Linked DNA regions of Homo sapiens: region 2 is linked to region 1. A link is an interaction called in ENCODE POLR2A ChIA-PET data of the cell type or tissue named here. Cell type or tissue: OCI-LY7. All regions are shown on one strand. Links, peaks and the distances in the headings refer to the core of each region. The heading gives the core; the rest is flanking DNA.

The links. ChIA-PET counts read pairs that join two places held together with the same protein. Peaks named below come from ENCODE experiments on the same cell type or tissue, not always from the same donor. Only the 100,000 strongest peaks of a DNase experiment are listed, where the experiment ranks them.
Region 2: POLR2A ChIA-PET joins it to region 1 with 6 read pairs; 33 of 35 experiments call an interaction of 5 or more read pairs at or near these places.

Annotation. Positions count from the first base shown.
Region 1 is chr1:11,912,005-11,917,374 of GRCh38, forward strand. It overlaps LOC124903843 (a long non-coding RNA gene), which reads left to right. Exons shown (of 2, transcript XR_007065464.1): 2 at 814-1,222. Among named protein-coding and RNA genes, the nearest start is that of RNU5E-1, 6.5 kb to the left of the region's middle. RefSeq lists an enhancer at 3,026-3,085 and a silencer at 4,959-5,114. In OCI-LY7, for the core only: no CTCF peak of the experiment used is centred there; DNase peaks (open chromatin) are centred at 2,917 and 3,207; H3K4me3 peaks cover 748 bases; H3K27ac peaks cover 2,068 bases.
Region 2 is chr1:11,993,823-11,999,192 of GRCh38, forward strand. MFN2 (mitofusin 2) reads left to right here. Exons shown (of 19, transcript NM_014874.4): 5 at 2,334-2,496; 6 at 3,475-3,599; 7 at 4,948-5,056; 8 at 5,166-5,273. Among named protein-coding and RNA genes, the nearest start is that of MFN2, 16 kb to the left of the region's middle. In OCI-LY7, for the core only: no CTCF peak of the experiment used is centred there; no DNase peak of the experiment used is centred there.

The DNA.
Region 1 (5,370 bases), core at 371-5,370:
CAACATGGCGAGGCCCCATCTCTACAGAACATTTTTAAAAAATTAGCCGGGTGTGGTAGCATGCACTTGTGGTCCCAGCTACTCAGGAGGCTGAGGTGGGAGGATCACTTGAGCCCAAGAGCTCGAGGCTGCAGTGAGCCATGATTGTACCACTGCACTGCAGCCTGGGAGACCCTGTTTCAAAATAAAGGCTCCCTGGCTTCCCTACACCCACCCACCTCTGTGCATTCATTCGTTCACTCAGGCTCTCCACTGCTTAGCTTGGCTGACTCCCATCATCTTTCGGTTTCCAGATTGGAGGTTTCACCTTCCTCCAGGAAGACCTCCCTGACTTTCAAGGGGAGGTTAGATGTCCCTGCCCCATAGTCCCGCAGCCCTGACTGCAGTATCATCATCCACTTTCTCGTCTATAGGGTCCAGCCCTACGGGGTTTGGCGGGTGTTCTCCCCATGTGCGGAGACAGACATAGTAAGAAATAAAGACACAAGACAAAGAGATAAATAGAAAACAGCTGGGCCTGGGGGACCACTACCACCAAAACACGAAGACCGGTAGTGGCCCCGAATGGCTGGGCGCGCTGATATTTATTGTATACAAGACAAGGGGGGCAGGCAGGGTAAGGAAGGTGGGTCGTCCAAGTGATTGATAAGGTCAAGCAAGTCACGTGATCATAGGACAGGGGTCCCTTTCCTTTTAGGTAGCTGAAGCAGAGAGGGAAGGCAGCATACGTCAGCGTTTTCTTCTGTGCACTTATCAGAAATTCGATCAAAGACTTTAAGATTTTCACTATTTCTTCTACCGCTATCTTCTAAGAACTTCAAAGAGGAACCAGGAGTACGGGAAGAGCATGAAAGTGGACAAGGAGCGTGACCATGGAAGCACAGCACCACAGGGAGGGGTTTAGGCCTCCGGATGACTGCGGGCAGGCCTGGATAATATCCAGCCTCCCACAAGAAGCTGGTGGAGCAGAGTGTTCCCTGACTCCTCCAAGGAAACGGAGACTCCCTTTCACGGTTTGCTAAGTAACGGGTGCCTTCCCAGGCACTGGCATTACCACTTGACCAAGGAGCCCTCAAGCGGCCCTGATGCAGGTGTGACAGAGGGCTCACCTCTTGCCTTCTTGGTCACTTCTCACAATGTCCCTTCAGCCCCTGTCCCTATACCCGCCGGTTATTCCTTGGTTATACAACAAAGAGTAATATTAAAAGTTAATGATTAATAATGTTTATACTAATGATTTATAATGTCCATGATCATCTCTATATCTAATTTGTATTATAACTATTCTCATTCTAACTATTTTGTTTATTATACTGAAACAGTTTGTGCCTTCAGTCTCTTGCCTCGGCACCTGGGTAATCCTCCGTCCACACTCGTCTGTCTCTCCTGCAGGCTGCATTCGCTGAGGTGTGTCTGTGTTGTTCCCCTTTGAGTTCCAGTCAAAAAAGATTCCTAGAGAGAATTCGCTCTCACGCCAGGGCTAAGCTCCTCCCACCAGGTTCATGAGCCTGGAAGTAAGTGCCGTCCACCAATGTCCTGCCTGCTCTTCAGAGGCTCCTCAAGCCTTCCCTGCCCAGAGAGATTCCGGGATGAAAAGGAAAAACGTCCCTGCCTGGCAGAAATTGATGCTGCTTCTGGAAACGTAGGGCGGGTGGTTGTTTCCAAAATGTGTCTGCCATCACTTGAGCTAGTAGTGGGAGCATCTAGTTTTGGAGCTGGACAGGCTTGGGAACGCATCCCTGACTCCACAAATTATGTGACTTTGGCTTAATGACTTATCATCTGGGAGCCTCACTTTCCTCATCTGTAAAACAGGACTGACACTCACCTTGCAGGAATACTGGAGGTCTGTACTGCGCTGCCAACATCTATTCGCCCTCATCCGTGACAAGAGTACCCACAATTTCCTCTGGGAAGCTGCTCCTCTCTGATTAGTGTCTGTTCAGTGGTTGGAGGTTGACCCTACCCCAGCTCTGAGACGGCCTGGCCAGCCTATCCTAATTAGCATATCCCTTTCACCCTGGCCACAGTGATTGACTTAGGGCTGGGCTGTGCAGAGGTGAGCCTCAGCTTTTTGGGTAGGAACACCAGGACTTGGATTCCAGTGGGTTTAATGCTAGGAGGGCATCAAGCTTGTGATAACTGTGGCCATTTTTGTTACCATAAGGGTAGCCAGTCTGAGGATGGAAGCCAATCTACAGGAAACAGAGCTAAGAGATACTAATGCATCCCTAAATCACTTGAGTCCTGGATCAAACCGTTCCTGAAGCTCCTACTAAGCTACACTGTTATGTGAACCAATACTCTTCCTTTTGTTTAACCAGTTTTTGGTTTTGTGGGTTTTTTTGTTTGTTTTTGTTTTGTTTTGATATAGGATCTTACTCTGTCACATAGGCTGGAGTACAGTGGTATGATCTTGGCTCACTGCAACCTCCACCTCCTGGGCTCAAGCGATCCTCCCACCTTAGCCTCCCAAGTAACTGGAATCACAGGTGCACGCCACCACCATGCTCAGCTAACTTTTAAAATTTTCTGTAGAGACAAGGTCTCACTATATCACTCAGGCTGGTCTCGAAGTCTTGGGCTCAAGAGATCCTCCTGTCTCAGCCTCCCAAAGTGCTGGGATTACAGGTGTGAGCCACTGTGCTCAGTCAGAATCTGGTTACTCCTGCACCAGAAATACCCTAAGATTTATTTGGCCAGGCACGGTGGCTCACGCCTATAATCCCAGCAGTTTAGGAGGCTGAGGTGGGCGGATCGATTGAGCTCAGGAGTTTGAGACCAGCCTGGGCAACATGGTGAAACCCCGTCTCTACAAGATATACAAAAAAAATTAGCCAGGCTGAGTAGTCCCAGCTACTCAGGAGGCTGAGGTGGGAGGGTTGCTTGAGCCCATAAGGCTGAGGCCGCAGTGAGCTGTGATTGCACCACTGCACTCCAGCCTGGGCGACAGAGCGAGACCTTGTCTAAAAAAAAAAAAAAGAAGCATCCACGGTCCTATGACTCTCTGTATTCTTGGTTTGTTATCACCAGAGAAGAGTTCCATTTCTCCGCTGGAAGGATATGCCCGTATTGGTGTGTTCCGGCTGCTCTAACAATATACCGTAGACCGGGCAGCTTCAAAACAGCAGAAATTGATTTCTCCCAGTTCCAGAGACTGAAGTTCGAAATCACAGTGCCAGCATGGTTGGGTTCTAGTGGGGCCCCTCTTTCCGGTTGCAGACTGCTGTCTTCTCATTGCATTCTCATATGGCGGAAAGAGGGTGAGGCAGCTCTGTGGGGCCCCCTTAGAAGGGCCCTAATCCCATTCATGAGGACTCTACCCTCATGACCTAAGAACCCCCCTAAAAGCCCCACCTCCTAATCCTATCACATTGGAAGTTAGGACATCAACACAGGGGCCTGGTATGATGGCTCACACGTGTCATCCCAGCACTCTGGGAGGCTGAGGCAGGTGGAATACTTGAGCTCAGGAGCTTGAAACCAGCCTGGGCAACATGGCAAAGCCCCATCTCTACAAAAAATACAAAAACTGGCCAGGTGTGGTAGTGCACACCTGCAGTCCCAGCTACTTGGGGAGCCGAGATAGGAGGATTGCCTGGGCCCAGGAGGTTGAGGCTGTGGTGAGCCATGTTCACGTCACTGCACTCCAGCCTGGGTGCACTCCACAGTTCTCAAAAAAAAAAAAAAAAAAAAAATTTCAACGTAGAAATTTGAGGAGGGGACACAATTCAGCCCATGTCAGTGGCCACGGAGAATCCCACTTCCTCCTGGAAAAATCGTCCAGAGGAGCCACAGGCCTCTTGGTTAGTGCCTTAGCCTGGGTCTCCTACCCGGGGCTTGATCTTGTGGGGACCTTCTGTTTCAGTCCATGTCATGTTGCTATAACAGAATACCTGGGGCTGGGTAATTTATAAAGAAAAGAGGTTTTTTTTTTTTTTTTTTTTTTGAGGCGGAGTGTCGCTCTGTCGCCAGGCTGGAGTGCAGTGGCATGATCTTGGCTCACTGCAACCTTTGACTCCTTGGTTCAAGCGATTCTTCTGCCTCAGTCTCCTGTGTAGCTGGGATACGGGCATGTGCCACCATACTCAGCTAATGTTTGTGTGTTTTTTTTGCTTTGTTTTGTTTTGTTTTGAGACGGAGTCTTGCTCTGTTGCCCAGGCTGGAGTGCAGTGGCGCAATCTTGGCTCACTGCAAGCTCCGCCTCCCGGGTTCACGCCATTCTCCTGCCTCAGCCTCCCGAGTAGCTGGGACTACAGGTGCCCACCACCATGCCCGGCTAATTTTTTTGTATTTTTAGTAGAGATGTGGTTTCACTGTGTTAGCCAGGATGGTCTCGATCTCCTGACCTCATGATCCGCCCGCCTTGGCCTCCCAAAGTACTGGGATTACAGGCATGAGCTACCACGCCCGGCCAATTTTTGTATTTTTAGTAGAGACAGGGTTTCACCATGTTGGCCAGGGTGGTCTCGATCTCCTGACCTCGTGATCCACCCGCCTTGGCCTCCCAAAGTGCTGGGATTACAGGCGTGAACCACCATGCCCAGTCAAGAAAAGAGGTTTATTTACCTTACGGCTCTGCATGCTGAGAAGTTCGAGGGCATGGTGCCAGCATCTGCCTGGCCTCGTAGCATGGTGGAGAAGGTTGAAGGGGAAGCAGACACGTGTAAAGAAGCAAAACCCAAGGGGCTTCCTGGTTTTATAACAACCTGCTCTCTCGGGAACTAATCCATTCCCACAAGAGGAAGAACTCACTCACTCCTGAGAGAAGGCACCAAGCCATCCATGAGGGATCCACTCTCGTGACCCAAACACCTCCCACAAAGCCCCACCTCCCAACACTGCCACACTGAGGGCCAAATGTCAACAAACCATATCCAAACCGTAGCACCTTCTGAGGAGCCGAATAAAATGTGCCTCCGAATTGTCCACGCCAGTGACAGAAGAGGAGAGCTTGTGTCTACTGGCTCCATGTCCCACGGGTGAAGGGTGGCCCCAAACGGTGTTGTCATTCACATGCTTCAAGGCTACATATGCCTGAGTGCCTCGCAGCTTCCTAAAGATGACAGAGGCTGATGTTGGGTGCTGCCAGGACACTCAGACCCATGCAGAGCTGGCTGTCGCCACAATGGCAGGAGTCAAGGTGGCTGAGAGAGGCCGGGTGCGATGGCTCAAGTCTGTAATCCCAGCACTTTGGGAGGCAGAGGTGGGTGGATCACCTGAGGTCAGGAGTTCAAGACCAGCCTGGCCAACATGGTAAAACCCCGTCTCTTCCAAAAATACAAAAATTAGCCAGGTGTGGTGGCACACGCCTGTAATCCCAGCTGCTCAGGAGGCTGAGTGAAGCAGGAGAATCGCTTGAACCTGGGA
Region 2 (5,370 bases), core at 371-5,370, 82 kb after region 1:
TTTTCCTGCATCTTTACTTTTACATTTGTTCTTAGGTTGCCTGAAACATTTTAAATACAAATAAAATGAGTGTAGCAAAAATAATGAAAGCTAACAGCAGATAACTTTACAAATAATGGAGTGTGAACCATTTCTGCCCTTATCCAGATTGAAATGGGTCACAACTTTGTTTAAAGGAACACTTCCACAGCTGTAGTCAAAGGTGTGCACATTGAGATTGAGTATTCCACAGACACACATGGTTTAACATGTGATAACCATGGGGTATCTGTTTCTACCACAGCCTTGTAAGTGCTCCAAACCTTAAAGTACCCACATTTACTATACCTGTGACTGGAACCAATGATCCTTTTTATTCCCCACCAGGACAAACCAATATGTAGGCAGTTTTCTTTGCTTTGACATGGAAGCAGTTTTAACACTGGCCCTTGTGAAGCCACAATGTACCTAAAGTACTAGGCCAAACATTTATAACTTGTATAATGACCAGGCACGGTGGCTCACGCCTGTAATCCCAGCACTTTGGGAGGCCAAGGCAGGCAGATCACAAGGTCAGGAGATTGAGACCATCCTGGCTAACACGGTGAAACCCCATCTCTACTAAAAATACAAAAAAAATTAGCTGGGTGTGGTGGCGGGCGCCTGTAGTCCCAGCTACTTGGGAGGCTGAGGCAGGAGAATGGCATGAACCCAGGAGGTGGAGGTTGCAGTGAGTCAAGATCGCGCCACTGCACTCCAGCCTAGGTGACGGAGTGAGACTCCGTCTCAAAAAAAAAAAATCTAATACAAGAAAAAAGGCATCTAGACAGATTGTATGCTAGGCACACAGTGGTAGCCTGGGGAATAGGCACTGTGCCTAGAGTCTTGACCCTGATGAACTGTAACCTCAGGTGTGGTCCTCTACTCCTCTGAACTATCATTTCTTCATCCTCACCTGGGAGGTATGACCCCCTACTTAGGTGAGCTAGTGGGCTTCCTGTCTCACTGGGTGCAGGTAAGGTCATTGTAGTTCTGCTCTAGTGATATGGCTGAGAAACTTCAACTCAGAATGAGAAACACTGTGTTTAGCACAGGTTGAAAGCTCTGAGACTCAGAGCAGATGAGTCTGCTGAGCAGAGCTATTCTCAAGAAGCAGAAATGGTGGGGTGCAGTGGTTCACACCTGTAATCTCAGCACTGGGAGGCTGAGGCAGGAGAATTGCTTGAGCCCAGGAGTTTGAGACCAGCCTGAGCAACATGGCAAGACCCCATCTCTACCAAAAATTTAAAAATTAGCTGGGCGTGGTCGCAGCTATAGTCTATATATAGGTGGTACCTATAGTCTAAGCTACTTGGGAGGCTGAGGTGGGAGGATCATTGAGCCCTGATGGTCGAGGCTGCAGTGAGCTATATTCATGCCACACGCTACTGCACTCCAGCTTGGGCGAGAAAGCAAAATCCCATATCAAAAAAAACAAACAACAACAACAACAACAAAAAACCCCACCAGAATACATGAAAGGGGTGTGATAGGTAAGAATGAGAAAGTAGGCTGGGCATGGTGGCTCATGCCTGTAATCCCAGCACTTTGGGAGGTTGAAGCAGGCAAATCACCTGAGGTCAGGAGTTCGCGACCAGTCTGGCCAACATGGTGAAACCCTGTCTCTACTCAAAATACAAAAATTAGCCGGGCATGGTGGCACATGCCTGTAGTCCCAGCTACTTGGGAGGCTGAGGCAGGAGAATTGCTTGAACTCAGGAGGCAGAGGTTGCGATGAGCTGAGATCGTGCCACTGCACTCCAGCCTGGGCGACAGAGTGAGACTCTGTCTCAAATAACAATAAAAAAAAAAAGAATGAGAAAGTAACCTTCCCTTTAGCCTGGCAGTTGTCAGCTGGGACTCACAAGGTGGAGCTTCATGTGTAAGGAGGAGCGTGATGGGAGAAAAGCAGCGAAACATGCCCTGTGTAGGAAACACTGGGGTCATTTAGACTGAGGAAGACACTCTGGGGGTTAGTCGGTGTTTCAGGTAGGCCTGAATTAAACTTTGGAGACAGACAGACAGTCTCTATAAGTGTTGCTGAGGGTGGCTGTGTGATTCAAGGGGCAGACAGCACGCAGTGAGCCTCTTGTAGATTGATCTGAAATGATGAACCAGGGGCATGTCAGAGGTTTGGGCCTGGGGGTGTTTATTCATTTTAATAAACAGTGCCTACTCTTTGTCTCTCAGCACTGTCTGGGCACTGGCAACATTGCACTGAATAGGGCTTTGGCCTTCCAGGCTGGTATCTGCGTTGTGAAAGTAATTCAGGTCAGATACTGGTGGCTTTGCTGACAGCTGTTACTTCCTTCTAGGACGAGCAATGGGAAGAGCACCGTGATCAATGCCATGCTCTGGGACAAAGTTCTGCCCTCTGGGATTGGCCACACCACCAATTGCTTCCTGCGGGTAGAGGGCACAGATGGCCATGAGGCCTTTCTCCTTACCGAGGGCTCAGAGGAAAAGAGGAGTGCCAAGGTGAGGGTGCCAGGCTGGCTGTCAGCCCTGTGCCTGCTGGGGGAGCAAGTCCTCCGTTGTGACACGGCTGACCTCACCTCTAGGGAGGGGGCAGCACCACCCTGTGGAGGTGAATGGGAGACCCTATTTTAGATGAACTTTTTGAAGGATGTAAGAGCTTTTGGGGGCTGGCGGAGGTGGTTTTCAGAAACGTGGATCACCAAGAATGAGGACCCTGCTGTTCCTCATACAGCTCTGAGTGGCCACTGACCTCTCTTCACTAATTAAGGAAGACAGTATGTGCTGTGTTCTTCCTTGGGATATTGCCAGAGAGGAATTCCTGCATTTGCTGTGTGTCTCTGACCTATCAGTCAGGGACCGACACTCTGAGTTTTCTGAGAGGCAGCTGCATTCTTGTTTGGGGCCAGATGCTCAATTTGCTTCATAAAGAATCAATTGGTCGGGCACGGTGGCTCACGCCTGTAATCCCAGCACTTTGGGAGGCCGAGGTGGATGGATCATTTGAGGTCAGGAGTTCAAGACCAGCCTGGCCAACATGGTGAAACCCCATCTCTACTAAAAATACAAAAATTAGCTGGGCGTGGTGGTAGGCACCTGTAATCCCAGCTAGTCGCGAGGCTGAGGCAGGAGGACTGCTTGAACCCAGGAGGTGGAGGTTGTGGTGAGCTGAGATCACGCCACTGTACTCCAAACCTGGGTGACAGAGCGAGACTCCGTCTCAAAAAAAAAAAAAAAAAAAGAATCAATCAGTGCAGAACAGATGACTTTAGGGTGATATCCGGGAAAGAAGCTCAAAAGAGCAGTGAAGAAAGTGGGTTCTTATTGACAACTCCCAGCTGTTAACTTTTTATATGTGGAAGAAGAAAGGGTAGCAGATGGGCAGCATTCCCAGCCACTGTGCTGTGATGCAGCGGCACAGGAAATCTCCTGGCCTGGTGGTTCCTCCTCAGCCTCTTTCTTTCCTTCCTCTGCCATCAGACTGTGAACCAGCTGGCCCATGCCCTCCACCAGGACAAGCAGCTCCATGCCGGCAGCCTAGTGAGTGTGATGTGGCCCAACTCTAAGTGCCCACTTCTGAAGGATGACCTCGTTTTGATGGACAGGTAAGAGGGAGGTGCCCTCCTAGGAGGTCCAAACTGGAAGGCACCAGGTTTCCATTTCTGGATAATCTAGGCCAGGGTCCCTGGGCCCCATCCTTGCTCTGCTTAAGTATTACTACCTTTCAGATGGGCTCAACCAAATCCTCTGGCCTCTTGGCTTTCCTCTGGAGTCTGGTTACTATACCTATTTATCAGTACCCTGCAGATGTCCCAGGGATGGTCTGTAAAAGATAGGAGGGATGCTCAAAAGTTGGTGGGGGAGGTTCTCAATCTCAGCCCAGTGCCAGCATGTGTACTGGGGGTGGGGAGTTGTGGCGGAGTCAGAGGTGTATTTTATTTCCCTTGAAGAAACACTTTGCCTTGGCTTGGTGGACTGGTTATAACTATACCAACATGTACAGTATTGTAGTGTTTATCTGGACTCACATCAAGTCACAACTTCACCTTAATTGTATATCATCTTTTTTTTTTTTTTTTTTTTTTGAGACAGAGTCTTGCTCTGTCACCCAGGCTGGAGTGCAGTGGTGCAGTCTCGGCTCACTGCAACCTCCGCCTCCCGGGTTCAAGTGATTCTCCTGCCTCAGCCTCTGGAGTAGCTGGGATTACAGGTGCCCGCCACCATGCCTGGCTAAATTTTGTATTTTTAGTAGAGACGGGGTTTCACCATGTTGGCCAGGCTGGTCTTGAACTGCTGACCTCATGATCCGCCCACCTTAGCCTCCCAAAGTGCTGGGATTACGGGCATGAGCCACTGTGCCCCGCCTGGTATATCATCTTTAAAGTAGAATTACAAGTAATTCTGTTTTTATAAAAGCAATAGATATATGTGTTTAAAAACACTCATTTCTGCCAGGCACGGTGGCTCATGCCTGTAATCCTAGCACTTTGGGAAGCTGAGGCGGGCAGATCAGGAGGTCAAGAGATCGAGACCAGCCTGACCAACATGGTGAAACCCTGTCTCTACTAAAAATACAAAAAAATTAGCTGGGCATGGTGGTGCGTGCCTGTAGTGCCAGCTACTTGGGAGGCTGAGGCAGGAGGATCGCTTGAACCTGGGAGGCGGAGGTTGCAGTGAGCCGAGATCGTGCCATTGCACTCCAGCCCGGGCGACAGAGCAAGACTCTATATCCAAAAACAAAACAAAACAAAACAAAACACTCATTTCCAGGCAATCTGGAAGGATAGGAAATGGGAAGTAAAATCCGTTAATGAGGGCCAGGCCTGATTTCTCTCCCGTCCCTGGCTTTCTCCTCCATGACCTGCCTGCCTCACAAGTCCCAGGTCTGTTCTCAGCAGGAAGAATAGGGCTCCTGCTCTGCCTGATGATTTGGTTTACCCCTGTCACCTTTAGCCCTGGTATTGATGTCACCACAGAGCTGGACAGCTGGATTGACAAGTTTTGTCTGGATGCTGATGTGTTTGTGCTGGTGGCCAACTCAGAGTCCACCCTGATGCAGACGGTAACTCCTCCTCTGCCTTCTCCCAAGCTCCCAGCACCCCCTGGGCAGGCAGCTGATGGGGCCTTGGCTGTCAAGCTCCTGCTCCACCGAGGTCTTACCCTTTATCTAGGAAAAGCACTTCTTCCACAAGGTGAGTGAGCGTCTCTCCCGGCCAAACATCTTCATCCTGAACAACCGCTGGGATGCATCTGCCTCAGAGCCCGAGTACATGGAGGAGGTTCGTGCTTCTGTTTGGCAGTTTGGGGAATGCAACCCCGAGGGAGCACTGCCTGCCACTGGGGCCACTTCCTGCACCCCTGGATCTAGTGACTTCC